2 separate regions of the Homo sapiens genome follow, and region 1 is linked to region 2. Evidence: read pairs that join two places in POLR2A ChIA-PET (ENCODE). Cell type or tissue: PC-9. All regions are shown on one strand. Links, peaks and the distances in the headings refer to the core of each region. The heading gives the core; the rest is flanking DNA. Region 1 has its middle 63 kb from the start of LMNTD1. Region 2 overlaps LOC124902900 (a long non-coding RNA gene).

Region 1 (16,581 bases), core at 8,013-10,512, 160 kb before region 2:
CTGAAAAGAACACATATTTGAGAACAATCCCTATTGACAGTACAATGGTTGTCTTTTTCATATGTGAAAGGTGTTTTCAGTACATGTTGAAGATAAGAACAGTCAATGAGCATTGCTGGAGGTCCAATCCAAGTATAAGCCAAGTTTATGCCAAAGATAGGTTGGGCTCTGAGGCACACAGGCCCAGGAGGAAAGTATGATTAATACCTATGTGCACACATCATACTCAAGGGATGATGAATTCTGAGCACCCAAGTCAGAACCAGGGAAGCTGAATTCTGCCATCAAGTCCAACCTGTGAGTACAGGCAGCAAAGAGCAGGCCATGGCAGTCAGATCCAAAGCTGGCTAGACCCTGGAATGCAGATGGGAGAGACGAAGGAGGCAGGTGATATAAGAGGGTCTGCCACCATCTCTCTCTAAGCAGGAAGGCATGTCCAGGGGTATGTTTTTAGCATCTGTTGGCCATGGGTGTGGCACACAGGCAAGAGTGTGGGATGGTAGCAGATATCCAATGTTATTGGAGAATGAGGCATTTCATTTGGGTGGACTTTCTAAATCCCAGAACAAAATTCTTTTAAATGCATACATTCAGCATTTTCAGGGATGCCTTTTGAGTGGATTGCATGCTTTCTCTCCTTTTTTTTTTTTTTTTTTTTTTTTTTTTGAGACAGAGTCTTGCTCTATCACCCAGGCTGGAGTGCAATGGCGCAATCTTGGCTCACTGCAATCTCCACCTCCTGGGTTCAAGTGATTCTCTCACCTCAGCCTCTGGAGTAACTAGGATTACAGGTGCATGCCACCATGCCCAGCTAATTTTTGTATTTTTTTTTAGTAGTGATGGGGTTTTACCATGTTGGCCAGGCTGGTCTCGAACTCCTGACCTCAAGTGATCCACTCACTTTGGCCTCCTAAAGTGCTGGGATTATAGGCATGAGCCACCGTGCCTGACCTCTCTCATTTTTAAGCAGTTTATGAGTTTAATGTAAGCTTTACTAGATGACCAGCCCTGACTGTACTGTGCTTTAACATAGCAACACCCTCAGGTTTATTGAGCTCTGACAGGCTTCTTGCCTTTACAGGAAACGATAGAGTTTTCTCAGACTGCCACATTAAAAAAAATTCTTGTGTTATTTGTGTGTCTAATTTTTTTTCCTCTGGCAGGGAGACAGCATTTCTTATTACAGCTAACTCTTTTCAGTGTGCCCATCTCTATTAGAGCTTTTCTCCTTCCCCGTCGTCCGCCAGCTTATTTCTGATTTATCTGTTTGGGGCTAGAAAAACAGATGTTTAGGTTCATTAAGATGGTATGTAAAATAAGAGAGGCCATCCTGGCAAAATGTCTTATGAATTCAGCACAGAAACTTAGTGTGTGGACATCAGACTTCAAACATCTATTTTACCTACTCAGGACCCTTTTGGCGCCTTTGTGTTTTGTTTTGTTTTGTTTGTTTTCATAGTTGAGCTTCAGAGGGATCATCTCTGAATACGTGAGGTCAGAGTGTAATCTTAAATGTTGTTGGACACTATACATTTGCTGTCACGTCTTTTGTAGGACTGTGACTGGCATAGAGTAAAGGCTTACTAAATATTTGTTGTACAAATAATATAATGATGAATGAGGCAGAGTGTGCAGTTTCTGCTCTACTAAATTCAGCTGCATACACAGTTTAGTAGAAGGCAGAAAATATGTAAGTGTTAAGGACAATGTGGATAAAAGCCAATGATGTTGATATTATTTTGCGGGGGGGGGCGGGCTCACAAACTCAAGGTCAAGGGCAACAGTGACCAGCGCAACTTTTCTTTTTATGTTAGTGCCTGTGGGTCATGCATGAACTCTGCAGTTCACAGGCTGTACCATTGTTTTGTTGTTTTACACTTGGCTAAGTCATACGGTGAAGTTAGCTGTTTGCTGTACCCTGAGGGTGTTTGGATTTTCAGGCCCCTGAGGAGCTAATAGAATCATTATTGAGTGTTTTTATCATACAAGGCAATACCAGATGATGAGAAGCATATTCGAAACCCAAACTCTTGACTCCCCTCCAATCCCAAGCTTGTTCCTCTGCAGCCTTCCCTGGGGATGCCCCCTTCTAATGCCCAAAACATTGGGGCTGTTCCTCTCTTTCTTTCATATCCAGCATTTGCTCCATCAGCAAATCATATCATTTTTGAAAGGTATAGAATTTAAATATTTCTCATTATCCCCATTGCTACTACCTTGATCCAACCCACTTGCCTCTGGCTCAGAATACTACAGTAACTTTGATTGTTCTAACAGCAGCCAGGGTGATCCTCTTACTATGGAGGCAATCACATCAGTTTTCTGTCCAGAACCCTCTGTTGATTTCCCATCTCATTCAGCATAAAAGCGCAAGTCTTCTCCACGGCCCACTTCTCTTCCTTGTCTTTGCTGACCATATTTATTAGTCTATCTCCTGCCTCAAGAGTGTAATCTTCTTGACAGAAGAGACTTTGATTATTCATTTTTATATCTCAAGTGTGTAGAATAAGGCCATGTTTTAGGGGTTCAGTCAACATTTGTTTAAGGTACAAACAAATGAATAACTGAAAGGAAAAATAGGGGAACAGAATTATTCATTTAAGAAATATGAGGAGGTGTTGGTCAAACGATACAAACTTTCAGATATAATATAAACATGTTTTAGGGATCTAAGGCACAGCATGAATGGTGATGAATGTGTTTATTAATTTGATTGTGGTAATTATTGCACAAGTTAAACGTATATCATATTATGCTATATACCTTGAATCTATACAACCCTTATTTGTTAATCAAATATTTAAAATAAAATTTGTTTTAAAAACTACGTGGCTGGGTGCAGTGGCTCACATCAGTAATCCCAGCACTTTGGAAGTCTAAGGTGTAAGGATTGCTTGATCCCAGGGGTTCATGGTTGCAGTGAGCCATGATCATGCCACTGCACTCCAGCCTGGGTGACAGAGTGTGACCCTGTCTCTCTTTCTCTCTAAATAAAAAAAGTTACCCCTGCCAATGTATTAACATGTTAATAGATGCGGTTATTAGTTAACATGTGTTAACTCTAAGCCAGGCACTGTTCTAGGCCCTTGGAATACTCCAGTGACCAAATCAGAAGAAACTTCCTCTTGTGAAGGTCAACAGCTAATGAATAGAGATGAAGACAGCAGATAAGGACAGTAGTTAGGAGCCCAGTGTCTGATGTCAGTTCACCTGGGTTTGAATCTCTTCCCTGCCACTTACCAGACTATGTTCAACAAGTTACTGAAGCCTTGATTGCTTTGGTTTCTCTCCATCTGTAAAGTTGGGGTAACACACCTATTGCATAGTGTTGGTGGGGATTATGATAGAACGATGGTAGAGCGCGTATAAAGCACTTGACATGTGGCAAGAATTCATAGATATTGACATTAATAGAGCAAATGAAGACATGGAAGCTAAACAGTAGTAGCTACGGAGTGGAGTACAATCCACAGGAGGCTTTAGGAGAGAAGCGGGGACCCAGTGCCTGAAGTTGCGGTGCTCAGTTTAGCACTTTCAAGTTCAACCTAAGGAAAGAAAATCAGCTCATAGAAAAGAAAACTGGCCCTGCTCTGTGAGAAACTCATGTATACCTGGATCATAGACACGTGGAAGAGTCACATAATAGCAGCAGAGTTTTTGATGTGGCAAGAAAAGCTAGAAAATGTACTCCTATCTTGTTGAAGAAAAGAAGCATTTATATTGAAAAGGTATACTTTACCACCTTTCTCATCCTTCAGAGAAACAACAAAAAAGAAACTAGAAATTTATCATTTTAAAATTATAGAAATTATATATTTAAAATACTTGTATTTTAAAAGTATATTTTATAATTTTGTAAGTTATAAAATTTGTTTTGCTAACTGTGAAAATTGGAATTGAGAACAGAATTAAATGGAATTAGAAAACTGTGGAGTTCCGTTAACATTAAAAAAGGCCTTTTTTTGTTGAAATGCCCTTTGAAAACATTGCATGGGGAATCACTGATGGTGTTGCTATTCCATCTAAAACGCAATCACTTGTGGGAAAACACAGTTTCTTCTGGAAGAGCAGCTCTGTTGTAACTTAAACTATGACAGTAGCTAGTCCCTTTTTGTTCTTTTAGTGTAGTACACTCAAATTTAAAGCAGAGTTAAAAGAGAATCTAAATTATGGAATAACATGGTCACATATGTATATATTGTGCATCTGAATATTTATAAAGCTAAGGCTTTTGGAGATACTAAGTTCAAAGGATTCCCTTGAAGGGCTGGGCACTTCTATTCAAACTCTTGAGTTATTAAAGCCAGAATTTACATGTAGGATAAAAGTCTCATAACCAATGTTTCAAAAAAGGAACAACTGGCAAATCTGTGATCAGTCTTGGTGAGAATTATTTCGCATTAGTTATGCCCAAGACAGCTTGACCATCCATTTTGCCAAAACTAGTCCATCCCTGGGGGATGAGCAGAGAAGGGAGAGACAGAGATGGCTGTGTGGGCTCCAGCCCCACCTGCCGTCCTGCCCACGGAGCACTGGGAATTGGCTTTGGGAAAATGGCAGAACAAGCACCTGCAGTCTTAGATCATTCTTTCCTGGATCACAGCCTGCCTACCAACAGCCAGGCTGCCCTGAGGAACCATCTGAAGATGGGAAAACTCTCTCAAACTTCACAGAGCAAATGCAGGCAAGAAAAGAGGGCCCAGGCCTCTCTCAACTGTCTTGTGAACTGATTACAAAAGGCAAACTTAGAAATTGAAGTTTGTTTATGGTGCATTTAACATGCACTGGAAAGAAGTGAAAAGGGCTATAATGTGTTTTAACTTTGTTGTATGTTTTGCGTATAGAACTTTTACATTTTAAGTCAAATTGATAATCTTTTCCTTTAGGTTTTGTTTTTTGTTTTATTTGGAGTAGAAAGTTGGAAAACTAGTTAGCTATACATATATATATATATATATATATATATAGAGAGAGAGAGAGAGAGAGAGAGAGAGAGAGAGAGTTGAAAAGCATGTATCCCTTACCCAGCAATTCTACTTCTACAGATATATTCTAGAGAAACTCCTGTACAAGTACACAGGCAAACACATACAAAGGTGCTCTTTGCAGTATTTTTTTAACAGTAAAGAAATTGAAAATGATCTAAATGTCACTGAATGGGGAAATGAGTAAATAAATTGAAGCATATTATAGAATGCTCTTACAATGGCAGGGCAAAGACTGTTAACCCATCACCAAACCTGTTTCCTATTTTGCGGTAAATCGTTTCACATTGATTAAGTCAGTTGATGAATTTCACTCATTCAGTGAAATTCAGTGAATGGCTATTAGGTTTTAAGTACTGTGCCATGTACCATGGATAAGGCAAGAAGCTCATAGCTTAGCCATCTTTGTACTTTACTAGCCAAAATATGATGTTGAAGCTTATTTAGGCTTATCATTAATTAGATCATTTTAGCAGTTGGTTTGGTCTTGAAGTCAATTATTAAATTATTAGTATTCAAATTGATGTTAAATTCTTTTACCAAGTATAGAGTAAATTCTTGTTTTCTGTTCAACCTTGGCTTCTCCGATTCCTATGTTCCCTTTCCTTTCCAGGCCTAAATGTGCTAATGCCAGCCCCTCCCACAGTCTCATCACAAGGAGAAAGGAGAATTATAAAATCACTCCCACTAAGGTCTTTGTAGAGTCTTAACATGTTGCTCCAACCTAAAGAGCAATCTACATTTTGAGGAGAAAATTCTTAACCCGAAGCAATGGTATTGCAAGTATCACTAAGGTACTGCAAGTATCAAATTCTTCTATCTGTCCCTTAAAACCCTTTTCTTTCACCTGAGTGAGTGGTCCTCACTTGCAGCTGCACAGTAGAATCACCTGACGAATGATTCTAAGAAGATTGATGCCTGCTCTCCAATCAAGAGCAATTAAATCAGAATTCCCAAGGGTATAGCCTGGCACTTGGAACTTTCTAAAAGCTCCCCTACTGACTAATGGGCAGGCTTGGCTGAGATCAATCAAAATGTCCATTGTGAGTAAAATCCCACACTTCTCTGACACACATACAACCACAGAGAGACAAACAGGAAGTTACAAAAGCAGTTTTTAAATTTTGGGGATAATTGTCAGAAAAAGTAGAGATTGGGGAAATAATTGAGAGAGCAGGCTCAGGGGTCAGATGAGATAAGTTTGTGTCAGCACTGCATACACTGGCTGTGTGAGCTTGTACATCAACCCCTTTCCTGCACAATGGGGACAACAACGACACCTACCTCTCACAGGACCCTTATGAATATTAAATACATAGAACAGTGCATCTTCATTACTGTTGTATCCTTCAAGTACTTCTTCAGATTTCACCTGCTCTGCAAAATCTCTTGCCTCATGCAAGAAGAATAAACCACTCCTTTCTGTGGCCTCACACACCATCAATCAAGATTAATATTATTTACCTGTGTATCACGTGGCATTGCAATTGATAGAGTTTCTTGTCTGTCTTCCCATCATGATCATTTTCTGTTAAGCGTGGTGAACTTTTGAAAGAAAGAAGATCATTTTATTATGTTAAGGAAATATCTATCAATTCTTACTGTTTCAAATGTTTTTCTTTGTCCCCCCTTCCCCATTTTCACTCTCTAGAAAAATAGAAACCATCAGATGGGCTCTTCTGCAAGCTCCCACCACCTATACCTGTCACCTGCCTCTGTGTCTGTGTACCCTGCCTTCCCTCTATTACCACGGATAAGCTGCCCATTCTCCTGCTAAAGGCCAACCCCTCCACTTGTCCAAGAGATCACATCCCCCTCTTGTCTACAGTAGACACCTGCCTTATAGGTTTGACTGATGTCAGTGAAGTGTCTGGTTTTGGTGGCACCTCAGAACCAAGAGGCAGATAGTACCCAAGACTGCACAGGGACACTGGAGCTCTGTAAAATTCACCTGTTACCTAGGCACTACCCACTAAAGTGAATAAACATAAACTCTGTGCCCATCAGGGCCTCAGCATAAAGTTAACATTAACATTAAATACTATAGCTAATTAAAGTCAATATTAGCAGCTAGGGAAAGAGCAAGGCTGACTCAGAGCTTCTGAGTCTTACTAGACGTGTAAGTTATTGAGAAAGTTATTTTACCTCTCTGAGTCTCCATTTCCTCCTTTGTGAAATAAATTAGTCCTTATTTTAAAACAGCTATATTGAGTTACATAATGTAAATTATATTGAGGTATAATTTACATACAGTATACTTCATCCTTTTTAGTGTACAGTTCTGAGTTCTGATAATCCCATGTTTATGTAACTATCACTAGATTCAAGATATAGAACATTCCTGTCACTCCAAAGAATCACCTTGTGCCCCTTTGTAGTCAGCTACAAGTCAACCTCACCACCAGCTCCTGGGAAACAGAACTCTGTTTTCTGTCCCTATAGTTTCGCTTTTTTTCCAGAATGTTATTATATAAGGGAAATCATAACATACGTGGCCTTTTTATTTTGAAATAATTGTAGATTCATATGCAATTTAAGAAATAACTCAGAGAGATCCCCCATACCCTTTACTCAGTTTTCCCCAATGGTAACATCTCACAAAACTGCAGTACAATATCACAACCAGGTTATAGATATTGATCTGGTCAAGATACAGAACATTTCCATCACCACCAGGATCCACTTCCCTTCTACTCTGCCCCCTCCTTAACCTCTGACAAACTTGAATCTTGTCTTCATTTCCATAATTTTGTCATTTCAAGAATGTTACGTAAGTGTAATCATACAGTATGTAACCTTTAGGGATTGGCTTTTTTTACTCAACATAATTCTTTGGAGATTCATCCAGGTTGTTGTGTGTGTCAATAGTTCATTCTTTTTTATTGTTGAGTTGTTGTAAAATAAGTTATTGCAAGGATTAAATGATACAAAGCTTAGCACAATGTCTGCCTAAATAAATATTGACTATTATTATTGATTCATCAATAATAATAATTAAATATTTTTCTTAGAGACTTCCCCTACCACCCTGTCTAAAAATAGTCAGCTATGTTACCCTCTTTCTCTTACCCTGCTTTATTGATTTACTTCATAAGCCTTCTCACTATCTCACACTGTGTGTGTGTGTGTGTGTGTGTGTGTTATGTGTGTGTCGGGGTGGGAGGGTGAGGTATAGTCTGTCTCCCCTACTAGAAGTAGACTTCATGAGGACAGGAACTTAATTGGTTCACCACTGGGTCTGGAATGGTGCCTGCTACCTGGTAGGCATTTAATAAATGTGTGTTGAATATACATGAGTGAATAATGATCTTCCACATATAACTTTAGGCAGAATCATACTAAAATCACTGAAATAAAGAATAATTTATTTTTAAAAAATCTACTTTAGTAAACTCCAGTTTTAACAACTTACACTGTTAATATTTTGTTATGACAACTCAAGTTCTAATTATTAAGAAATAATTTATGACACTAGGCTGGGCGCCATGGCTCACACCTGTAGTCCCAGCACTTTAGGAGGCCAAGGCAGGCAGATCGCTTGAACTCAGAAGTTTGAGACCAGCCTGGGCAACATGTTGAAACCCTGTCTCTACCAAAAATAGAAAAATTAGCTGGGTGTGGTGGCACACACCTGAATCTCAGCTACTGAGGAAGCTGAGGCAGGAGGATCGCTTCAGTCTGGAAGGCAAAGGTTGCAGTGAGCCCAGATCATGCCACTCTACTGCAACCTGGGCGACAAGAGTAAAGAGTGAGACCATGTCTCAAAAAAAAAAATTAAAAAATTAAAAAAAGGATATGGTTCTGCTATATGGCTCTCTTCTGAACGTTGTCCAGAATCTTCACAACCTTCTCTGGCTTGGAGTTCAGAATTGGAAAGGTGCTTCCAATTACTGCAAAGGGAACTGAATTACCTCACACACTCTACTCTGCTTCTCCTATTTCTATATCCAGGAATTGTGCTCATGTGTTTTACTGCACCATGTTGCTGACTCATGGTCAGCATGTGACCCACAATGACCTCATCTTCTGCATTCACCCATCCCCATCTCTCATCTCGTGAGCAAGAAGCTTGTTCTGCTACCTAAATTTCTCCCTTTTAGCTGAGCCTCATTTTGTTTGGCCACTATTACAGGCTGGATTGTGCCCCCCTGTATTTATCGGTTGACGTCCTTTCCCCCAGTACCTCAGATTGTGACGGTGATGCAGATAGGGTCTCAACAAAGGTAATTAATTAAAAATGATGTCATTAGATTGGGCCTTAATCCAATATGACTAATGACCTTATAAGAAGAGGCGATTAGAACCCAGACATCAACAGAGGGAAGACAGTGTGAAAACAGGGAGAAGATGGCCATCTTTAAGCCAAGAAGAGCCTCAGAAGAAACAAACCAAACCTAACAATACCTTGGTCTTGGACTTCCAGTTTCCAGAAGTATGAGAAAATAAATTTCTGTTGTTTAGGTCACCCAGTCTGTGATACTTTGTTGTGGCAGCCTTAGCAAACTAATATAGCCACTTTCCCTATTTGCCAAGCACACTTTCAAGTCTGATTCTGTCTCCCAAGGTGCTAGACTCTGCAATCTGCCAAGTCTGTTCTACCGCAGTTAACCTCTGTTAACAGAAGAGAAATACTGTTCTCTTTTGGGTTTCTGAAAACTAACTTTAGGAGGAAAACACCCCAAAAGGAATAGGCACAAAGTCTATTGCATGTGATAGTATCTTGGAGGGTAGATTAAACTCTAATCTTGAACTCAGTTCATGGATGACTACTCTGCAAGATGTCTGGAGAAGCAGCTTCTCCAGATGTGCTGAGCTGGAGGTCAGCATTTAAGGTGTCACCCAGATACCTGGTAATTGAGGATTTGGGTTGTAGGGAGCTCATCAAGGGAATGTGTCTGTGCTCAGTACCGAGAACTGAGCTATAGAAATCTCCAGGGCTGGTGGAGGCAAGAGTAAGAGAAGTTGGAAATGAAGCAGAAGAAGCAACTGATGAGGCCAGAAGAGAACTAGAAAAATGCGTAGGAAGCTTAACAAGGAATAGACAGAAAAAAAAGAGGACATCGCTTACCCCACCCTTCAGTCAGTCTCCCTACTCCCACTGGCGACTGATGACTTGTCTTGATAAACCCAATGGACACTTTTTTTAGATACTTTTTTTTTTTACCCACCAGCAGCAATTGACATTAATAATCATTCTCCTTCATTTTGGAAACCACTCTCTTCCTTTGTCCATGATACTCCTCTCTGCTTTTCCCTTTGTCCTTCTGTCTCCTCTCCCAATGCTTCCGCCTATCTTCTCCCTTAGTTGCCCCTCAGCTGCCAGCTGTATTTAGGAATCTGCTTGAATCCCATTTCTAAAGGAGCCCCTTTAGACTCCACACCCTCCTCCCACATCATCCATCTCTTTCATAGGTGGGGTTCTGTGAAAAAAGTGAAAGTATTTCCAAATACTTTCTCTCTTTCCAATGTTTACTTTTCCTATGACCTGTTGACAGCAAGATTCTATTGATATTAAATATTTTTTCTAATAAGCTAATTTAATTTATGCATGCATTCAATCATCTCTTAATTCCCTTAACAAATATGCATAAGGTTTTATGTGCCAGACACTATTCAGAGCACTGCACTACAATGTTAATTATCAAATGAGGCTCATTTACATTTTGCCAGAAGCCTTCAATTCCTAGGTCCAAAGAAGTAAGTCATGATCATAGAGTTAACATTTTTGTTGCAGTTTACATAATGCTTTTGTGTAATTTATGCCATATAATGCTCATAACAACTGCAAGAAGTAGATTGATCAGGTATTGTTTTAACCTCAGGAAACCAAGGCCCAGTGATTCCCACTAAAAGATCTAGCTAAAAAACGGTAGAGTCAAAACACACACAGGTCTTTTGGTTCCTAAGCTTATCTTGATTTCATTTCTACCCGTCATGTCAGAACCAGCAATAAGAGTGCTTTAAAGTCTAGAAGAAGAACAGGATCTGTGTGGTGCATTGACTTTCTGTTGCTACTATAACAAATTACCACCAACTTCATGCCTTAAAACAACAGACATTTATTCTCTTAAAGGTTTTGGATGTCAGAAGTCCAAAACAAGTGTCTCACTGGGTTGAAATCAAGGTGTCTTCAGGGCTGCACTTCCTCCAGAGCTTCCAGGGGACAATCCCTTTCACTGCATTCTCCTATATTCTGGAATCTGTCCTCGTTCCATGGCTCATGACATTGCTCTTTCTCCTGCTGCTGCCATCATCCCATTGCCTTCTTCCTCTTCTAGCAGATCTCCCTCTGTCTGCCTATAAGAACACTTGAGACTACATCACAGGACCCACTCAGATAATGCAGGAGATCACCTTACCTCAAGATCCTTAATCTATTCACATCTGAAAGTCACTTTTGCCATATAAGGTAACTTTCACAGGTTCCAGAAATTAAGACCTAGATGTCTTTGGGGCCATTATTCAACCTATCACATATGGTAGCCTTTAAACTCTATACACGGGGGACATTTAAAAATATATATATATATAAAGTCATTCCAGCTCTAGACTCCTTTTTCTGTTTCCCTGCATTTAGATCAGTTCATCAGAGCTTCATTCATTCAGCCAAAGGGATTCAGGCACCATGCTAGATACTGGGCATACAACAAGCAGATAACAGTGGTGAAGATAAAAATAAGATCTGATGCGAGTTTACATTACCTGAGTGACTCAGCAAAGGTTTCCTAGATGTAAAATTGCTTGACCTAAGCCTTGAATAGCAGTAGGAGTTTGTTAGGCAGATATCAAAAGAAAGAAGTCTAGAAAAAGGGACAGAGATGGTCCAAAGCCTAAAAGTGTAAAATCCACAGTGAATTCCATCCAGGCTGTGAGTAGTGGTTCAGTGTTGTTGACAGTGGGAGCGCGTGTGTGTGTGTGTGTGTGTGTGTGTGTGTGTGTGTGTGAGGGACCTTAGAGACTCAGATAGAACTGGTTAATTGTAGGAAATGATATACTTTTTTCCAGATTGTTCATTCATTTGTTTTAACAAGAAGCATTTGAGTTAATCTAAAAAAATTTAATTTTGCTATCTCTCCATCTAAAGCCACAGTATTTTTCTTATTTCTTTAGTTGGCAGTGAAAAGCCCTCTACTTCACTGAACACACACAAAAACCTTTGAATAGGTACAATTATGTTAAAGGCTAAGATGGTAAAACAAGCTTAATAAGCACTCTATCCCTGGATGGAAATTTTTTGCTGTTCCATGAAGAAAATACTCCAACGGATAGAAGTTTACTCTTAAATTCCACCACACAGAATAAAGAGAAAGCAACCAAAGAGGAAATGTTATGGATCAGAACTGGCAAGCAAAGGAAATCCAAGTGTATAAAGAACCATTTAAATCAGACTGGCATAAAATGAGGTCCATTCTAATCTAACTTTTGAATGCATTGCTATTGCTCTCTAAGGAAATGGGATCAGGCTCATTTTCCAAGACCACTTGACTGGAAAAATAAAATCAAATAAATATTTTAGCAGTACTCATGGCTATGACTGTGTGTGTGTACGTATGTGTATGAGAAAGAGAAAGGGAGTCAATCCTTTACTTCTCAATCATATTTTGGAAGCATTCTCATTATGTTTTTGTTCTTTAAGGCAATATACTGTAAATGTTCTCAAATGGAATAGTGGAACACTGGAGCTAAACCATTATACCTGAGTAAAATGATGAGTGGGATTAAACTTAACCATCTGAACTCAGCTACATAGTCGAGGATTCCAGTGTGGACAAACTTCCTTCATCCTAGTCCCTCCTCATCACTGTATTCCTCACAGCCTGTGCTTAAATGTTCCCATTCTAAACAAAACAACCCCTCCTAAAACCATCAAAACACCAAAGGCTTCCTTTGATCCTGTTAATCCTCTTCTTGCACTGATTAGTAATGTTTTTAAAAATTATTTATCTTCGTGGTCTCCTTGCCCTCATGATCTAATCATATCATAACACCTAAACATATGATTTCTGTCTCCAGTACGCCATTAAAATTGCCCTTTAATAACATTTCTTCTTAATCACCAAATGGCATAGCTTTGCTACAATTTTTGTCCTCTTTGACTTCCCTGGTATTTGAGGTTAAAACTTTGTCCTTCCCTTGACGTCCTGCCCTGCTTTATACTGGTTCTCTTCGTTCTCTTCACTTTCCTTCTCTGCTTCTTTGACTCCTCTGTGCGCCTAGAAATAGGTGTTACTCAAGGGGTCTCTGCTCTCCTTAAAGACGTTACTTGAGAATCTCTCACCCCCACAGTTGTGACTGTTGAAGACAAGTGGCTTCCCAATTTTCCTTCAGTCTGAGCCTCTGCTGTCCTCTCAAATTTCTTATGCCCAAACCAAACCCAACACCTTCTTCTGAAGCTAGCTGAGCCTTGAGACTTCCTTATATCTAATCAATGAGACCACTATTCTCCCAGTCCAAACTAATAACCTTGGAAGTTTCTGTGGTTTCTTCTTAACCCTGGATTAGTGAGATGCCAAGCCCCATGTTGTCTCCTTTACTCTACCCCTTGGGTCCCCTCCACTTCCATCTATATGATCACCACTTCAATTCAGCCTCTCATTGCCTTTCTCCTGGACCACAATCCTAGTTTCCTAATCATCTCCTCATCTCCTCATCTTTCATTCTTCTCTTTCTTTGATCCATCCTTAACCCACTGCCAGCTGTAAAAAACATTAATAGCCTTGTGTTGTCCAATAAATTAAATCTAAATGAAGGTGCGGGGTCCATTCCAAGATGGCCAAATAGGAACAGCTCCGGTCTGCAGCTCTCAGTGTGACTGATGCAGAAGACAGGTGATTTCTCCATTTCCAACTGAGGTACCTGGTTCATCTCATTGGGACTGGTCAGAAAGTGGGTGCAGCCCACAGAGGGCAAGCTGAAGCAGGACGGGATATTGCCTCACCCAGGAAGCACAAGGGGCCTGGAAATTTCCCTTTCCTAGCCAAGGGAAGCCATGACAGACTGTACTGGGAAAATTGGGACTCTGCCACCTAGACACTGCACTTTTCCAACAGTCTTAGCAAATGGCACACCAGGAAATTAAATCCCATGCATGGCTCAGCAGGTCCCATGCCCACAGAGCCTTGCTCACTGCTAGTCCAAGATAGAACTGCAAGGTGGCAAGCCTGGCTGGGGAAGGGGCGTCCGCCATTGCTGAGGCTTGAGTAGGTAAACAAAGTAGCCAGAAAGCTTGAACTCGGTGGGGCCCACTGCAGCTCAACTAGGCCCACCTGCCTTTGTAAACTCCACCTCTGGGGGCTGGGCATAGCTGAAAAAAAGGCAACAGAAACTTCTGCAGACTTAAACATCCCTGTCTGACAGCTCTGAAGAGAGCAGTGGTTCTCCCAGCATGGTGTTTGAGCTCTAAGAACAGACAGACTGCTTCTTCAAGTTGGTCCCTGACCCCCGTGTAGCCTAACTTGGAGACACCTCCCAGTAGGGGCTGACTGACACCTCATATAGCCAGGTGCCCCTCTGAGACGAAGCTTCCAGAGGAAGGATCAGGCAGCAATATTTTCTGTTCTACAATATTTGCTATTCTGCAGCCTCCGCTGGTGATACCCAGGCAAACAGGGTCTGGAGTGGAGCTTCAGCAAACCCCAACAGACCTGCAGCTGAGGGACCTGACTGTTAGAAGGAAAACTAACAAACAGGAAGGAATAGCATCAACATCAACAAAAAGGACATCCACACCAAAACCTCATCTGTAGGTCACCAACATCAAAGACCAAAGGTAGATAAAACCACAAAGAAGAGGAGAAACCAGAGCAGAAAAGCTGAAAATTCTAAAAACCAGAGCACCTCTTCTCTAAAGGATTGCAGCTCCTCACGAGCAATGGAACAAAGCTGGACGGAGAATGACTTTGACAAGTTGACAGAAGTAGGCTTCAGAAGGTCAGTATTAACAAACTTCTCCTAGCTAAAGGAGGATGTTCGAACCCATCGCAAAGAAGCTAAAAACCTTGAAAAAAGATTGGATGAATGGCTAACTAGAATAAACAGTATAGAGAAGCACTTAAATGACCTGATGGAGCTGAAAACCACGGCACGAGAACTATGCGATGCATGCACAAGCTTCAGTAGCCGATTCAATCAAGTGGAAGAAAGGGTATCAGTGATTGAAGATCAAATGAATAAAATGAAATGAGAATAGAAGTTTAGAGAAAAAATACTAAAAAGAAATGAACAAAGCCTCCAAGAAATATGGGACTATGTGAAAAGACCAAATCTACGTTTGATTGGTGTACCTGAAAGTGACATGGAGAATGGAACCAAGCTGGAAAACACTCTTCAGGATATCATCCAGGAGAACTTCCCCAACCAAACAAGGCAGGGCAACATTCAAATTCAGGAAATACAGAGAATGCCACAAACATACTCCTCAAGAAGAGCAACCCCAAGACACATAATTGTTAGATTCACCAAGGTTGAAATGAAGGAAAAAATGCTAAGGGCAGCCAGAGAAAGGTCGGGTTTCTTTCCCATCAGCCTAACAGCAGATCTCTCAGCAGAACCCCTACAAGCCACAAGAGAGTGGGGGCCAATATTCAACATTCTTAAAGAAAATAATTTTCAACCCAGAATTTCATATCCAGCCAAACTAAGCTTCATAAGTGAAGGAGAAATGAAATCCTTTACAGACAAGCAAATGCGGAGAGATTTTGTCACCACCAGGCCTGCCTTACAAGAGCTCCTGAAGGGAGCACTAAACATGGAAAAGAACAACCAGTACCAGTCACTGCAAAAACATGCCAAATTGTAAAGACCATCGATGCTAGGAAGAAGCTGCATAAAGTAACCGGCAAAATAACCAGCTAACATCATAATGACAGGTTCACATTCACAGATCACAATATTAACCTTAAATGTAAATGGGCTAAATGCCCCAATTAAAAGACACAGACTGGCAAATTGGATTAAGAGTCAAGATCCATCAGTGTGCTATATTCAGGAGACCCATCTCACGTGCAGAGACACACATAGGCTCAAAATAAAGGGATGGAGGAAGATCTACCAAGCAAATGGAAAGCAAAAAACCAGGGGTTGCAATCCTAGTCTCTGACAAAACAGACTTTAAACCAACAAAGATCAAAAGAGACAAAGAAGGCCATTACATAATGGTAAAGGGATCAATTCAACAAGAAGAGCTAACTATCCTAAATATATATGCACCCAATACAGGAGCACCCAGATTCATAAAGCAAGTCCTGAGAGACCTACAAAGAGACTTAGACTCCCACACAATAATAATGGGAGACTTTAACACCTCACTGACAATATTAGACAGATCAACAAGACAGAAAGTTAACAAGGATATCCAGGACCTGAACTCAGCTCTGCACCAAGTGGACCTAATAGACATCTACAGAACTCTCCACCCCCAATCAACAGAATATACATTCTTCTCAGCACCAAATCACACTTTTTCCAAAATTGACCACATAGTTGGAAGTAAAGCACTCTTCAGCCAATGTAAAAGAACAGAAATCACAATAAACTGTCTCTCAGACCACAGTGCAATCAAATTAGAATTCAGGATTAAGAAACTCACTCAAAACCG
Region 2 (16,581 bases), core at 7,639-10,138:
ACACTAAGCATTGGACAGATGAGACCAACAGCAGTTCATTAGTCACATATACCCCAGCCTAGGGGAGGAGGACACAGCACACCATTCAGGGCCACACAGGGGTTGCAATCGGGAACAGAATGAATAACCAGGGGCTGTGAGAGGCAGGCTTTGTAGTGTCAAGAGGGTGTGGTGCCTCCTGGTTCCCACAGGAGGATGTAATTGGCTTGTTTGAAAAACTGCTTAGGAGGAAATTAAAACCCACTACTCAGGGTTAAATAGGAACTGCACCTGGTCCCCTCAAAAAGGAGGGTTGTTTGGCTGGGGGGATGTCATCTGTGAGAGGAGAGTAGGGAGGAGAACTTGCAGTTAGGCCATTCAAGGCCTTCCCAATTTTACCAGATGTCAAGACAGCACATACTATTAACTTTAGGCCTCACATTATAAAAGGTGAGTACAAAGGAGAGTGTGTGAGAAATAGTTTTTGGCACACACAACTAGATGAGAAAGAACAGGTAGAAAACTTGAGAGACAAGGTCTATCATGCAAGCTCAGATGTTCTTCTTGAAAACCAGAAATAGAGGTGGTGTTTAAGAGACCTCCATACAAGCAAAGCTCTGTTGTCAAGTCTCCAAATATTCCAATTTTAGCCAGTTATTTTTTTATTATTCTGGAAGATTCTGTGGACTTTCATTTGCTTTATGACAATGCTGATTAATTATTTGGGGGAAATAAATTGTTAGGATTATATAAGATACATATATAAAAAGCACATGAATGACAAAATCTCTGTATCAATGTATGGTTATTATTTCAGCACACCAAGAACGGCAAGAACTCCCATTTTCACTGAGAACTTACCGTGTGCTTTGCGTACACCCCCTCTCCTTTAACTTTCATGCCTACCTTACAAGGTACATGTCATTCTAGGAAGGGAAAAGATGCAGGATCAGAGAGTTGCTGTGGCAGGGCGGGAATTTTTAACCCAACCCTACATAGATCTCAGTAGAGTTTTTTGAAGCTTTAATAGTGTCTAGTCTGGTGAATAAAAAATAATACCGTATCTTCAACTTCACAGTAAAGTTAAGGACACCAGTTATTTATTTATTTTGTTATTCAACAGATAATGTTTGACTACCTACTATGTGCCAAGCGTTGACCCTAGTGATGAGAAATCCAAACCCTTAATGTTTCAAAGAATCACATGAAAGTATAGACATTCACCATGGCCATACTGCCCAAGGTAATTTATAGATTCAATGCCATCCCCATCAAGCTACCAATGACTTTCTTCACAGAATTGGAAAAAACTACTTTAAAGTTCATATGGAACCAAAAAAGAGCCCGCATTGCCAAGTCAATCCTAAGTCAAAAGAACAAAGCTGGAGGCATCACACTACCTGACTTCAGACTATACTACAAAGCTACAGTAACCAAAACAGCATGATACTGGTACCAAAACAGAGATATAGACCAATGGAACAGAACAGAGCCCTTAGAATCTACAATGAACTCAAACAAATTTGCAAGAAAAAAACAAACAGCCCCATCAAAAAGTGGGTGAAGGATATGAACAGACACTTCTCAAAAGAAGACATTTATGCAGCCAAAAGACACATGAAAACATGCTCATCATCACTGGCCATCAGAGAAATGCAAATCAAAACCGCAGTGAGATACCATCTCACACCAGTTAGAATGGTAATCATTAAAAAGTCAGGAAACAACAGATGCTGGAGAGGATGTGGAGAAATAGGAACACTTTTACACTGTTGGTGGGACCGTAAACTAGTTCAACCATTGTGGAAGTCAGTGTGGTGATTCCTCAGGGATCTAGAACTAGAAATACCATTTGACCCAGCAATCCCATTACTGGGTATATACCCAAAGGATTATAAATCATGCTGCTATAATGACACACGCACACGTATGTTTATTGCGGCACTATTCACAACAGCAAAGACTTGGAACCAACCCAAATGTCCAACAATGATACACTGGATTAAGAAAATGTGGCACATATACACCATGGAATACTATGCAGCCATAAAAAATGATGAGTTCATGTCCTTTGTTGGGACATGGGTGAAGCTGGAAACCATCATTCTCAGCAAACTATCGCAAGGACAAAAAACCAAACACCGCATGTTCTCACTCATAGGTGGGAATTGAACAATGAGAACACATGGACACAGGAAGGGGAACATCACACACCGGGCCTGTTGTGGGGTGGGGGAAGGGGGGAGGGATAGCATTAGGAGATATACCTAATGTTAAATGACAAGTTAATGGGTGCAGCACACCAACATGGCACATGTATACATATGTAACTAACCTGCACATTGCTCACGTGTACCCTAAAACTTAAAGTATAATAAAAAAAAAGAAAAAAATCGCATCACAAGCCATACTATTTTTAAAATTAAAAAAAAAAAAGAAGAAAGAAAGAAAGTATAGACATTCACTTCTGACCATGACAGAGAAACACGACTGGGTTTACCCTCCCAGCTTAAATAACAAAAAAGAAATGAACGAAATGCATGTTCATTAACATGTTCATAAAACAATGAGTTCTAGACATTGGACAACAGGTAGTAGAGAACAGTGATCCCTTAGAGAAGAGAAACAGACAAGGTGAGCCCTGGGGGTGCCTTACTCACTGTCTGGTTTCCAGTCCTCAGCATAGGGAAGGAGAACACACACAAAGCCCAGCAGTCTCCCTGATTTGAGGAGCTAGAGTTGAGCATCAGGGGAGGTCAATCCATCTAGAGGTTGGAGAAGGAGAGTACCAGACAAGAGAGAAAGAAGCTGCACAGAGAGAAATTTCTGGAGATTTCCTGAGTTCCCCTTGAGTCTTGATACCTGAGACTAAGGAAAGAACCACCTGAAACAGGTAGGACAATCCCTTGGACTTACAAAGGGCTGGGAGCAGGTTGTGTTCCCACCAGTCAAAATGGGAAAACCTCATAATACACAGGGCATAAGATGGAGAACACAGAAGAGGATTGCCTCAGTGCTGGAACCACAGTCTGCTCTAGCTGTGTCTGACAAGGCTTAAAAGCAAGACTCAAGAGGGTCAGACTATTTCCAAGTAATTTAATTGCCAACCAAAAAAAAAAAAAAAAAAAAGGCCTAAGAATATTTAAAGGAATATTCTTCCAATATGTAACAAAGTAAAATTCATCATGTCTGGCATCCAATCAAAAATTACTAGGTATGCCAAAAGGCAGGAAAATACAGCCTCTTATGAGGAGTAAAATAAATCATTCAAGAGAAACAATCACAGAAATGACACACAGTGTAGAATTGGTAGACACGGACATTAAAACAATTCTGATAAATATATTCCATATGCCCAAGAAAGTGGAGAAAATATTGAGCTTGTTAAAAAAAGACATGGATAATATTTGGTTTTTTGTTTGTTTTTGAGACAGTCTCGCTCTGTCAACCAAGCTGGAGTGCACTTGTGTGACCTTGCCTCACTGCAACCTCCACCTCTCGGGCTCAAGCAATTCTCTTGCCTCAGCCTTCCGCGTAGCTAGGATTACAGGCCCGCACCATCACGCCAGCTAATTTTTTTATTTTTAGTACAGATGGGGTTTCAGCATGTTGGCCAGGCTGGTCTCGAACTCCTGATCTCAAGTGATCTGCCTGCCTCAGCCTCCCAAAGTGCTGGGATTACAGGCCTGAGCCATCACGCCCAGCTGGATGATATTTTAAAACACTCAAATTAAACTTCTAGGCATTAAAAATTCAATGGATGGTGCTTTGGATGTCTCATAACTACCACCCACACATTTAGGACTCACTAGAAGGGCTCATAGGGCTCAGAGGCAAGATGATCCCAGCTATGGTTTATCAAGCATAAGATATACAGCCAGCCTCGCAAGGGAAAAAGACAAACCAGGTGAAGCCTGGAGGAATTTAGGCACTGGCTTCCAAAGTTCTCCCTCTGGGGCTGAAGAGAGACGGGGTGGCCACATAGAACACACTCTTTTAGCCAACAAAATGCAGTGTTTCTGATTAAGTCTCAAAGTTCAGAGTTTTCACTGGGGGCTGATTATTTTGGCAGTCTCTGCCTCCGATAAGCCACAGCTACCAAATTTAGACATCTGGTAGAAAGGCTGGCATTCACCATTAATTACATTGTTTGCACAAATAATCTAGGCAAGCTGGTATATAAGAGTTCGGTGTCTCAGGTCAGCAAATCATCCTTATCAGTGTAGGGAACATTCCAAAGCCAAGTTCCCAGATGATAGTCTAGGGCAAGCCCCCCAAGCAGATCATTCTAAAGGTAGCAACATCAAGCCTGCTATATTATGTCTTTTCTACACAGATGGAATTAACAGCAAATTAGATATTGCCAAAGAAAAGATTAGTGAACATGAAGAAATAGGAATAGAAGTAATCTAAAATGAAAGAAAACTGATATAAAGACTCAAGTTTCTGCCTTGGATAGTGGTGCTATTATGAACATAAAAAGAACAGACATTCTATTAAAACTTTTTAAAACATAATTATTGAGCAAGCAAGCACTAAATTGACCCATTGTACAGTTTTGTATGGTTACCAAAGACTAGCAAGGACTTCATTTGTATGTTAATTTCTGAAATATCTATAACTAAAACTTGATAATATTTCCATATAAACAAGAAACAAAAAACTTTTAAGCTATTAAAGATTTTAGTAAATGGATTCTATGAGAAGTAATCAAAGGAAAAACAATATGCAAGGATACAATCTGTTGGTGCATATGAGACAGTAAAGGAGAGAACATTTGTCTTTTGTATGCAAAGGACTTCATACACAATTACCTAACTTAATTTCACAACAATTTAAGAAGTAAGAATTATTTTCTCATTTTACAGATGAGAACATTGAGGGTAAGAAAGGTCAAGTAACTATCCTAGAAGAACACACAGTTAATTTGATGGAACCAGAAAAAGGAAGCCCATATGTCTATGTCTCCAAACTCTTTGTGTTTTCATTGTTCTTTGCTTTTGTATCTACCAAGGACAGACAGAATGCAACAGGCTCCTTTTAAAAACAATTGTAAAAATGGAGGTCCTGAAATGCATATGGAGTCATTTGCACTGACAGAGGTAGCACAGGCTAAAATAGCACAAACCTCTGCCCCCTCATCTCCCTCCTGCAAAAATAATAAATACATAAACCCTATTCCACCTACACTTTTTTTAATCTCTAGAGTTTTATCTTTTTGAACTTAAATAATTCTAGGGTAACTAAAATTATAGGGCAAAAATGGCAAATATACAATCACTCTCCTCTTTCAAACAAGGGAATATTATTCATATATCATGGCCCTTTTCCCCTCTAAGCTCAGATACAGCATCAGAATCATTCTGAACGTATTGTTCCAGGCAGCCATTTCCAGTGATTGAAATTAGAATTCAGAATGAAACCTCTTTGCATCTTTCTTTTAGGAGTCATCCATTAGAGCATAGTAATTAGAATTCAGATTCTGGAACTTGATTGTCTAGGCTCACATTCTAGTTCTACCACTTACTAACTGTATGAATTTAAATAAGTAAGTTAATCTCTCTGTGTTTTCAGCTCTAATTTGGGGATAGTTATGGGTATCTACTTCAGAAGGCTTTGCAAGAATTAAATGCGTTGAAATACATGTAATACTTAGACTAGAACCCGGAACATGGTAAGCATTATATGCCTAGCTGTTATTACTGTTATTACTATACAGATGAAGTTTTGACAATCATTTTTTGCAAGAAACAAAGCGATAGGAGGCTGAAGGTATTGGGCACCTAAACAGAAAGAACAAAAGAAAATGGAATTTAATGTCCTGCTTATAGACATGATTAAAGGATAGTACTGGAGGAGTAAACTAGACCATCTTTAGAAGATTTCTTTTGTCCCTCTGAATTCTACATTTCTGAAAAGAAAAAAGTAAAGGTATATAGGGACTCTTAACCAAGCATCTCAAATATCCAACAACAGTATTTGGTTAAGTATAAACTCTGACCTACCCATACCGTGAAATACTGAATATCCCCATTAAAATGCATGTCTTAGAACACCTGGTAACTTAGGAAATATCTCATAATATATTAAGTTAAACAATAAAACTTTAAATCATATATATAATATATTCAGGTTTTATAAATTACATACAAATATTAACATAGCACATGTGAAAAATATTCTACATATATGCATGGTACATATATTACCCTATTATATCCATTAATGTAAAATATATAAGTAAATCTGTAGATATGTAAAATATATCCATTCTATTCATAGAAAACATGGGCAAACATCTACCAAAATGTTAACGTGGCTGTATTTGGATGATAAGATTATAGGTGGTTGTTAATTTTCATACATTCATTTATTTATTTCATACATTCATTTATTTATCAAACTTCTAAATAAGCATATGTTACTTTTATTTGGATTTATTTTATTTTAACTATATAGTGGTCAAAATACAAAATATTTGTTCGATAAAGCTACCATTTTTTACTTGGACATAACAGATTGTTAATTCAAAAGATATAACACTATTAGTGAAGACACACAATACAATTTTTAAAAACAAGGTATTTAAACATTCACAACATCCTGCTCTGCAAAAAATCCTAAGTTAATTCTTTTCTATGTAATTTAAATAAAATTTATTTTCCAGAATAATTATGTCTAGCCTACATTTTCTTGTATCAAACAAAGAAAAATTTTTAAATTTCAACTTTTATTTTAGATACAGGGGTACATGTGCAGGTTTGTTACATGGGCATACTGCATGATGCTGAGGTTTGGGGTACAGATCCCATCACCCAGATAGGGAGCATAGTATCCTTCCCAAAGCCTATCAGTCATGTGCTTGAACTTCAAACAGTGCTTCCCAATTTTCAACCTAAAGTCTATTTATAACATCAGATATTAACGTTTCTAAAACCTGGATATCTCACTATGCCTTAACCCTGGGCCCCTAGAAGACGAAGCCTAATGAAAGTTAACCTGCTACTGCTGACTCTTGGCTCCCAGGACAGCAAGACTGAGAGCAAAATGGGAAGGGAGCAGCGAAGGAGAGAAAGCAAAGACAAGGCAGTGCATTACAGAGCAGCTGTAGCTTCACGAGAAGACCTAGTCTGCTGCCTGGTCAACGGACATCTCTGCAAAGGCTATGTGGAAGCAGTGGGCCTCAGAAGACGTGTTCGAGGGAGGATGAGAGAGAGGTTGATGCTCTGGCTCTTTTCCATTTCCTGTCAAGCCTGCGGCACAGAGCATGACCTCCCTGGTGCTTCCAGATTGTGTCCCCAGTCCCTTGGGGCCGCTGCAGGGGAAGCCAGATCGCCTGTCCCGCGGCAAGTCCTTCCTCTGAACCCAGACATGGCGGCAGGAGCCAAAGCCTTTGTGAGATGCTCCATCAGATGCGGATGACTGAGGAGGTCTTCACCCAGGACAGGCTGAGATGGCAGGTGGGGGCAGCGAGCAAGTCGCCCAGGCCTGAGGGGCAATGGGGCGAAGCGAGCCTGGGGAGAAGAATCCGTGACTATGTAATACACCACTAGGCCTAGTCCTCTGGTTTCACTGCAACTTCCTCGTTTCCTACAGTGCTTCCTGTTAAGAATGAAACTACTGCTTCTTGTATGAGGGTGTCAAGGAAACTGCTTTGAACGAAGCTGACTTTGCCTGCTTGCTCCAGGCGTGACTTGGAGAGTCATCTTCTCTGGGATTTCTCCCTGGAATTTCAGTTTATTAGTCGCCAATAAATTTTTCTTTATTAAATTCCTCTTCAAATATTCAGAGTGATGTTGCCACTGAAACCAATGAAATAATGCAAGAAAAAATAATAATAATAACACCTCCCACTGTAGTGAACTTCCATACCATAACTGATATTTACAGCCTGATCAACAGGTATATGTTTTGTAAGCAAGGAGAAAGATGTGAAAGGAAGAAGTGTAAGCTGTATAAGCCTTCTACTATTTTCTTCTTATTCACAAGGAATCACTACAAAATTACTTTACAATTTGGTTTTCTTAACTATACATCATAGACTTCTCTTCAGGCAAAAAGGTATAGCTCTGCCTCATTCAAAAATAGCTTTCAGGTTAATCCTGAGACACTGTCTTTTGGTGATGGCAATTTTTATTTTTCTATGTAAAATTATTTATCCTGTCCATTAAAATTGTCTTTAGATTCTTTTCTTAAGGAAAAAAATAGATGCCATATAGCACATTGCTTAAGTATGTAGCTTCAGATGTCAGACTGCTTGAGTACAATTCCTAACTCCACCACCAAGTAGCTGTGTGACTTAGGACAAGTTACTTTAACTCTCTGTGCTTCAGTTTTCTTATCTCTGAAGAGGATTGTAGTACTTACCTCCTGTATAATGTTGGGAGAGTTAAATGAGTTAATACACTGAAGGCACTCCAGACAGTGCCTAGTATGTAAGAAGCACTCAGTAAATGTTAACTATTACTGTTCTTATAATTGTTAGTATTTCATAATGCCCACATAAATAGAAACACATCCACTTAACAAAGAAACAAAAATGAATTGAGCCCTGTTATATGTCATTTACTAAGTACATAGGGACAACTAAGACAGGGTTTTTATTCCAGAGAATGGGAGAAAAGATCAACACAGGAACAGGTAAATTGCAATATCACTTGATAGATGGTTTAATAACATGAGAAACCAGCAGCTATGGGCTCAGTGATGGGAGTGAGTAATTGTGCCTCAGGAAATGCTTCCGGTCTGAGATGGGTCCTGAGTAACAGGAATTTGCCAATCAGAGGTGGTGGCATTAGAGTGGGTGTTCCAAGTCTAGGGAGCAGTATGTGCAAGAATGAAAATATTCCTCTAGGCAACTGACAAACATCTTCCATGAAGAGATACTAAGATATGACGATTTTCTTCCCATTTTCTAAAATGTCACATCTCGGTAGCTCAAGCTAGAGCATTTGGTCGTCTGCCAAACGCTTTGCAAAATGTTTTGATTCCTGTGACTCATCATCACCAAAAGCTAATTGACTACTATGACTCATTTTCATCCCTATTGGAATTGTATCTCTGCATCAACTCATGTTTCTGTACAAAGCATGCCATCGAGTGGATTGACTAAATACTCTTGTTAAGGACAATACCAGACAGTCACTAAGGATAATTGTCACATTTTAGATACTGTGCTCCAACATCGATTTCTGTACTGCCAGGGAAATCGTCAGGGAGTAATAAACTGGGATTGAGCATAAGCAAAAAGTATAGATAAACAAAGTCCAAATGAGGCAAAGAGCTTCATGCAGCTACTTTTTTATATAAACCCAAGAAGGTACTATAAGAGCAAATACACAATGATGCACTTTAAAAGCTGAGGGTCCACAATTAATTAGTAACACTGATAATTCCTTTCTGTCTTCATGACTTCATAGAATCAAAAGGAATGGAGTTTGAAAAAAAAAAAGCCTTTTTATCTAAACTGTCTCTTTTGTTTGATCATTTAAAAAACTATTTTCAGTTTTTAGGTAAAAGACCATGTCACTGTTAAGCAAAAGTCTTATAAGAAAAAAACAAGGGGTGAGAAGATACTTTTTAAAATATATGTATTATCTTAGCTTCCCTAAAACGTAAGTCTCAAACAGCATTGAAAACAACAGAAGCTCATTATACTGTTGTTTTAATGACAGCATAAAAATTGTAAACTACCTAAATGCCATCAATAGGGGATCACATTAATGAAATGTGGAATAGTCATCAGGAAACGCAATGAAGCAGTTGAAACAAAGCTAAATCCACTTATATTAACATGGATCCAAAATTTGATGTTGAAGGGAAAATGCAAGATAGAAAATACGTGCACATGATATTACTTTTAAAAATATAAAATATTACTACCTATTACTTATACATAAAAATGGATTGGAAGAATATAAACGAACTCATCTTAGTGATTACTCTGGGGAAGGGAGAAGGGAATGAGAGATGACAGTGTAGGGGGTGTGGTGAAGATTAAAGTAGACTTAGCTTATATTTATGGTTAGAAAAAGACAAAGCAAAATATTGAGTTATGACTTTGCTGTTCTTTTTGTATTTAAAGTAAAAATGGGATTCTTTTTTTCTGCTTCATAACTTGCTTTGTGTCTTCCCATTTTCTTTATCATCAGAGATTTAAACTGGTCTTCCCATTTCAACTTAAGACAGAGACACTCTATTAACAATTTTTTTCTTTTGTTTTGTTTAATTTCAACTTTTATTTTAGATTCAGAGCATGTGCAGGTTTATTACATGTTGCATGATGCTGAGGTTTGAGGTATGACTGATCCTATCACCCAGGTAGTGAGCATAGTACCTAACAGGTAGTTTTTCAGTCCTTGTTCTCCTCCCTTCCTCCCCACTTTTGTAGTCCCCAGTGTCTATTATTCCCATCTTTGTGTCCACGTGTACACAAGGTTTAGTTCCCACTTATAGATGAGAATATGCAGTATTTGGTTGTCTGTTCCCACGTTAGTTCACTTAGGAGAATGGCTTCCAGCTACATACATGTTGCTGCAAAGAACATGATTTCATTTTTTAGGGCTGCATAGTATTCCATGATGTATATGCACCACATTTTCTTTGTCCAATCCACCATGGATGGGCACCGAGGTTGATTTCATGTCTTTGATATTGTGAATAGTCCTGCGATGAACATATGTGTACATGTGTGTATTTGGTAGAATGATTTATTTTCCTTTGGGTTTAAACCCAGTAATGGGATTGCTGGATTGAATGATTAGTTCTGTATTAAGTTATCTGAGATATTTCCAAACGGTTCTCCACAGTGACTGAACTAATTACCTTTCCAACAGAGTATAAGCATTCCTTTTCTCCACAGCCTCACCGGCATCTACTCTTTTTTGATTTTTTAATAATAGACATTCTGAGAGGTGTAAGATGGTATTTCACTGAAGTTTCAATTTGCATTTATCTGATGATTAGTGACATTGAGCATTATTTCATGTTTGTTGGCTGCTTGTGTGTCTTCTTTTGAGAAGTGTCTGCTCATGTCATTTGCCCACTTTTTAATGGGATGGTTTTTATTTGTTGATTTGTTTAAGTTCCTTATAGATTCTGGATGTTAGCCCTTTGTTGGATGAATAGTTTGTGAATATTTTCTCCTATTCTGTAGGGTGTCTTTTTATTCTGTGATAGTTTCTTTTGCTGTGCAGAAGCTTTTTAGTTTAATTAGGTCTGACTTGTCAATTTTTGTTTTCAGCGTGATTGCTTTTAAGGTCTTAGTCATAAATTCTTTGCCAAAGCAGATGTCCAGAATGGCATTTCTTATGTTTTCTTCCAGGATTTTTATAGTTTGAGGTCTTAACATTTAAAACGTTGATTCATCATCCTGAATTAATTTTTGTGTATGGTGAAAGGTAGGGGTCTACTTTCATTCTTCTGCATATGACTAAGCCAGTTATCCCAGCATCATTTATTGAACCAGGAGTCCTTTCCTCATTGTTTAGTTTTGTCAATATTGTCAAAGATTAAATGGTTGTAGGTGTGTGGTTTTATTTCTGGGTTCTCTATTCTGTTCCATTGATCTATGTGTCTGTTTTTGTACAAGTACCATGCTGTTTTTGTTACTGTAGCCTTATGGTATAGTTTGAAATCCAGTAATCTGATACCTCCAGCTTTCTTCCATTTGCTTAAGATTGCTTTCACTATTTAGGCTCTTTTTTAGTTTCATATGAATTTTAAAATTGTTTTTCTAATTCTGTGAAAAATGTCATTTGTAGTCTGATAGGAATAGCATTGAATCTGTAGATTGCTTTGGGCAATATGACCATTTTAACAATATTGATTCTTCTAATCCACGAGCATGGAATGTTTTTCCATTTGTTTGTGTCATCTATGATTTCTTTCAGCAGTGTTTTGTAATTTCCCTTGTAGAAATCTTTCATCTCCTTGGTTCAATGTATTCCCAAGTAGTTTATTTTATTTTTGTGGCTACTGTAAATGAGATTGTGTTCTTGATTTGGCACTCAGCTTGAACATTATTGCTGTATAGAAATGCTATTGATTTTGCACATTGATTTTGTATCCTGAACTTTACTGATGGCATTTATCAGTTTTAGGCTTTTGGTGAAGTCTTTAGGGTTTTCTAGGTATAGAATCATATCATCAGTGAAAAGAGATAATTTGACCTCTTCTTTTCTAATTTTGGATGCCTTTTCTTTCTTTCTCTTGCCTGATTGCCCTGGCTAGAACTTCTAGAACAATGTTGAATAGGAGTGGTGAAAGTGGGCGTCCTTGTCTTGTTTCAGGTCTTAAGGGGAATGATTCCAGCTTTTTCCTATTCAGAATGATGTTGGCTGTGGGTTTGTCATAGATGGCTTTTATTATTTTCAGGTATGTTCCTTATATGCTGAGTTTGTTGAGGGTTTTTATTATGAAGGGATGTTGGATTTTATTGAAAACTTCTTCTGTTATCTATTGAGATAATCATATGGTTTTTGTTTTTAGTTCTGTTTATGTGGTGAATCACATTTATTGACTTAGGTATGTTGAACCAACCTTGCATCCCAGGAATAAAGCCTACTTGATCATAGTGAATTAACTTTTTGATATGCTGCTGAATTCAATTTGCTAGTATTTTTCGAGGATTTTTGCATCTATGTTCATCAAAAATATTGGCCTGGCTTGGCGTGGTGGCACATGCCTGTAATTCCAGCACTTTGGGAGGCTGCAGATCACCTGAGGTCAGGAGTTCGAGACCAGCCTGACCAATATGGTGAAACCCTGTCTCTACTAAAAACATAAAAATTAGCTGGGGCTAGTGGTAGGCACCTGTAGTCCCAGCTACTCGGGAAGCTGAGACAGGAGAATTGCTTGAAACTGGGAGGCGGAGGTTGCAGTGAGCCGAGATCGTGCCTGGGCAACAAAGTGAGACTCCATCTCAAAAAAATAAATAAATAAAATTGGCCTATAGTTTTCTTTTTTGTTGTATCTTTGCCAGATTTTAGTATCAGGGTGATAAATGGCTTTGTAGAATAAGTTAGAGAGAAGTTCCTCTTCCTCAGCTTTTTGGAAGAGTTTCAGTAGAATTGGTACCAACTCTTTGCTGTGCACACAAACTACAAAATCTAGAGGAAATGGATAAATTTCTTGACACTTGCAACCTCCCAAGATTGAACTAGGAAGAAATTGAAACCCTTAACAGACCAAAATTGAGTTCTAAAATTGAATCAGTAATAAAAAACCTACCAAAAAAAAAAAAAAAAAAAAAAAAAAGCCTGGGACCAGACAGATTCACTGATGAATTCTACCTACCAGACATACAAGGTACACCACCACCTCATCCTAGATAGACAGGAATTTGAACTGCTGCCCTATCACATCTCTGTTCCAGAGCTCATGACTCCTAGATCAGATGTACACTGTAGCCTTTTTCTGAACCACAATGTAGTTGAGAGCCTCAGGGGTTGCTTCATTTGTGACTCTCCGTGGCAGTGGTTTTGGGGCAGAACTTCATCACTCAGCCTAATTAATACAGATGGCATTGTGGCTCACCATTCTCCAATGTGATAGCACTGCATCTTCATGTAAAAGGGGTTAGGGGGCCTCCGCCTTTGGGCCTGTGCAGGTTGTGGTGATATTGGCTGGGTGGGTGGGTCCAATCTCAGGCCCTGGGAGAAATGGTCAGGTGTCAGCAGAATTGGAATGGGGTTCTCCAACTCCCCAGCCCCTAAATGGCCAGCTGGACAGCGTGTATGAGTCTTGATGGGGCTGGATCGGGTGGAGCCTGAGTTGCTGGTTGTGATAGGGAGGGCCAGGCTGGTCCCTGAGTTACCAGCTGAACTCTCACATAGGGTCAGGTGGTGGGATCTCGAGGGAAGATCACAGGCCTGTGAAGATAAGGTTTTCACGGCTGCAATGTTCATACATGGGCGATGTTGGTGCATTGGAAGTCAGAAAGCAGCAAGCCCTGTTGGGAAGGTGCAGTGGGGTCATGGCCTCTCTGCAGGGCAGCTGCTGGCTTGCTGGAGACTCCCCAAAGCACTCAGGCTTTTTGTTCCCTCCCCAGCCTGGGGGCAGCAGCAGGAGGGCACTGCAATGGCAGCCAGTGGCAGAGGGCCTGTTAGTTGTCTCTGGGAGCTCCACCACAGAGAAATGCAGAGCCCTGGCCATAGGACTGACTGCACTTCCAAGCCCAGGGGCCTTGCCTGGAAATGCGCAGAGTGGGCAGGAGCTTGCAGGAAAGACAGTCTGACCTCCTCTCTGTTGGGTGGCTGCGGTGTGCTGGAGGTGCCTGTGAAAGCAATCAGGCTCCATGTTCCTCCTCCCTAGTCTGGGGGCAACAGAAGGTACCACAGAGTGGCAGAGGGGCTGTTGGTTACCTCTGGGAGCTACACTGCAAAGAAATGCAGAGCCCTAATGGGGGACCAGAGTGCTCAGGTGGGGTGAGGTGGCTGCGTTGGGAGCCTAGGCCAGGGGGCCTTTGCTGGGGAGGAGCAGTGGAGACAGGGCCTGCAGTCTCACTCCTTATCAACACTTATCCTGGGAGCATGTGAAGGAGCCTGCCCTTCTTTTTTGGTGGAGGTAGGGCAGCTGGCTACAGGGTGCTCAAGGATCCAAGGTCTGTGGGGCTCCATGTGGGCTTCAGCAGTGGCTCTGCCCAGAATCCAGGCAGCTCTCTGTGTCAGTCTGGAGGCCCAGGGTGGGAGGTTAACAGGGGCGGGGCGAGCGCTTAGGGGGAATCTCTCATGCCCAGGATTGCAAAGGAGCATGGGGGAAGTGTGGGTCCCGGGGGAATCTTGCTCACTCACCCTTTCCCCTTGGTGGGGAGTCTCCCCAGCTCCACACCCATCCCAGGCGGTCAGCGACCCTGCTTTACTCTTCTCTGTTCTCCGTGGGTCCTGTTGCTTCCTTGATGAATCTCAGCGTGGCCTCCTGGATAATCCACTTGAAGAGCTAGGATTTACTCTCCACTCTCCTCTCTGTGAGAGCCGTGTGCATCAGCTGCTTCCAGTCAGCCATCTTGAATTCTCCCCTACAACGTTTTTAATCAGTCAGAGTTCAACCAGAAGAGTAGAAACTGCTTTCAAAACTGTATTTCAAACAGAAAACCATTAGCACCGTAAACCCCATCTCTACTAAAAATACAAAAAATTAGCCGGGCGTGGTGGCGGGTGCCTATAGTCCCAGCTACTCGGGAGGCTGAGGCAGGAGAATGGCATGAACCCGGGAGCTTGCAGTGAGCCGAGATCGCACCACTGCCCTCCAGCCTGGGCGACAGAGCAAGACTCCGTCTCAAAAAAAAAAGAAAAAAAGAAAAAAAGAAAGAAATTACTGAAAAACTAATTGGCCGCCTTTAAGGAATGTTAGAGTGTCAATTTATTATGCTGAAAACTAAAATATAAAGAGAAAAATCAAGTCTTCCTGTACAAATTGTTTTTCATGGAAACCAAATAGTTGAATAGGTAAAGTTCTTTATGAAAGAATTGCAAGTCATAAATGCCTAAAAATAACAAAATTAAAATATCACCATTTTTTAAATTTAACTTTTATTTTAAGTTCAAGGGCATATGTGCAAGTTCGTTATATAGATAAGCTTTTGTCATGGGGATTTGTCGTACAGATTATTTCATCACCCAGGTATTAAGCTTGGTACTCATTATTTATTTTTCCTGATCTTCTCCCTCCTGCAATCTCCACCCTCTGATAGGCCCCAGTGTGTGTTGTTCCCTCTATGTGTTCATATGTTCTCATCATTTAGCTCCCATATAAGTGAGAACTGCGGTATTTGGTTTCCCCTTCCCGCGTTAGTTTGCTAAGGATAACAGCCTGCAGCTCTATCCATGTCATTCTTTTTATGATGGCTGCATAGTATTCTATGGTGTATATGTACCACATTTTCTTTATCCAGTCTACCATTGGTGAGCATTTAGGTTGATTCCATGTTTTACTATTGTGAATAGTGCTGCAATGAACATATGTGAGTTTGTGTCTTTATAATAGAATGATTTATATTCCTCTGGGTATATACCCAGTAACACAATTGCTGAGTTAAATGGTATTTCTGTTTTTTAGGTCTTTGTGGAATTGCCACACTGTCTTCCACAATGGTTGAACTAATTTACACTCCCAGCAGCAGTGTATAAGTGTTTCTTTTTCTCTGCAACCTCGCCAGCATCTATTATTTTTTGACCTTTTAATAGTAGCCATTCTGACTGGTGTGAGATGATGCCTCATTATGGTTTTGATTTGCATTTCTTTAATGATCAGTCATGTTGAGCTTTTTCCATATGCTGGTTGGCCACATGTATGTCTTCTTTTGAAAAGTGTCTGATTATGTCCTTTTCCCATATGCTGGTTGGCCACATGTATGTCTTCTTTTGAAAAGTGTCTGATTATGTCCTTTTCCCACTTTTTAATGGGGGTGTTTGTTTTTTGTTTTTGTTTTTGTTTTTTTTCTTGTAAATTTAAGTTACTCATAGATGCTGGATATATTAGACCTTTTTCAGATGTGTAATGTATTAGTCCGTTTACATGCTGCTGATAAAGACATACCTGAGACTGAGAAGAAAAAGAAGTTTAATTGGACTTAAAGTTTCACATGGCTGGGGAGGCCTCAGA

What was found. ChIA-PET counts read pairs that join two places held together with the same protein. Peaks named below come from ENCODE experiments on the same cell type or tissue, not always from the same donor. Only the 100,000 strongest peaks of a DNase experiment are listed, where the experiment ranks them.
Region 1: POLR2A ChIA-PET joins it to region 2 with 8 read pairs; 1 of 35 experiments calls an interaction of 5 or more read pairs at or near these places.

What each region holds. Positions count from the first base shown.
Region 1 is chr12:25,607,639-25,624,219 of GRCh38, reverse strand. It overlaps a transcript of LMNTD1 not described here. Among named protein-coding and RNA genes, the nearest start is that of LMNTD1, 63 kb to the right of the region's middle. In PC-9, for the core only: no CTCF peak of the experiment used is centred there; a DNase peak (open chromatin) is centred at 8,969.
Region 2 is chr12:25,450,608-25,467,188 of GRCh38, reverse strand. It overlaps LOC124902900 (a long non-coding RNA gene), which reads left to right. Exons shown (of 3, transcript XR_007063247.1): 3 at 1,103-1,241. Among named protein-coding and RNA genes, the nearest start is that of LMNTD1, 94 kb to the left of the region's middle. In PC-9, for the core only: no CTCF peak of the experiment used is centred there; a DNase peak (open chromatin) is centred at 8,868; H3K4me3 peaks cover 957 bases; H3K27ac peaks cover 1,608 bases.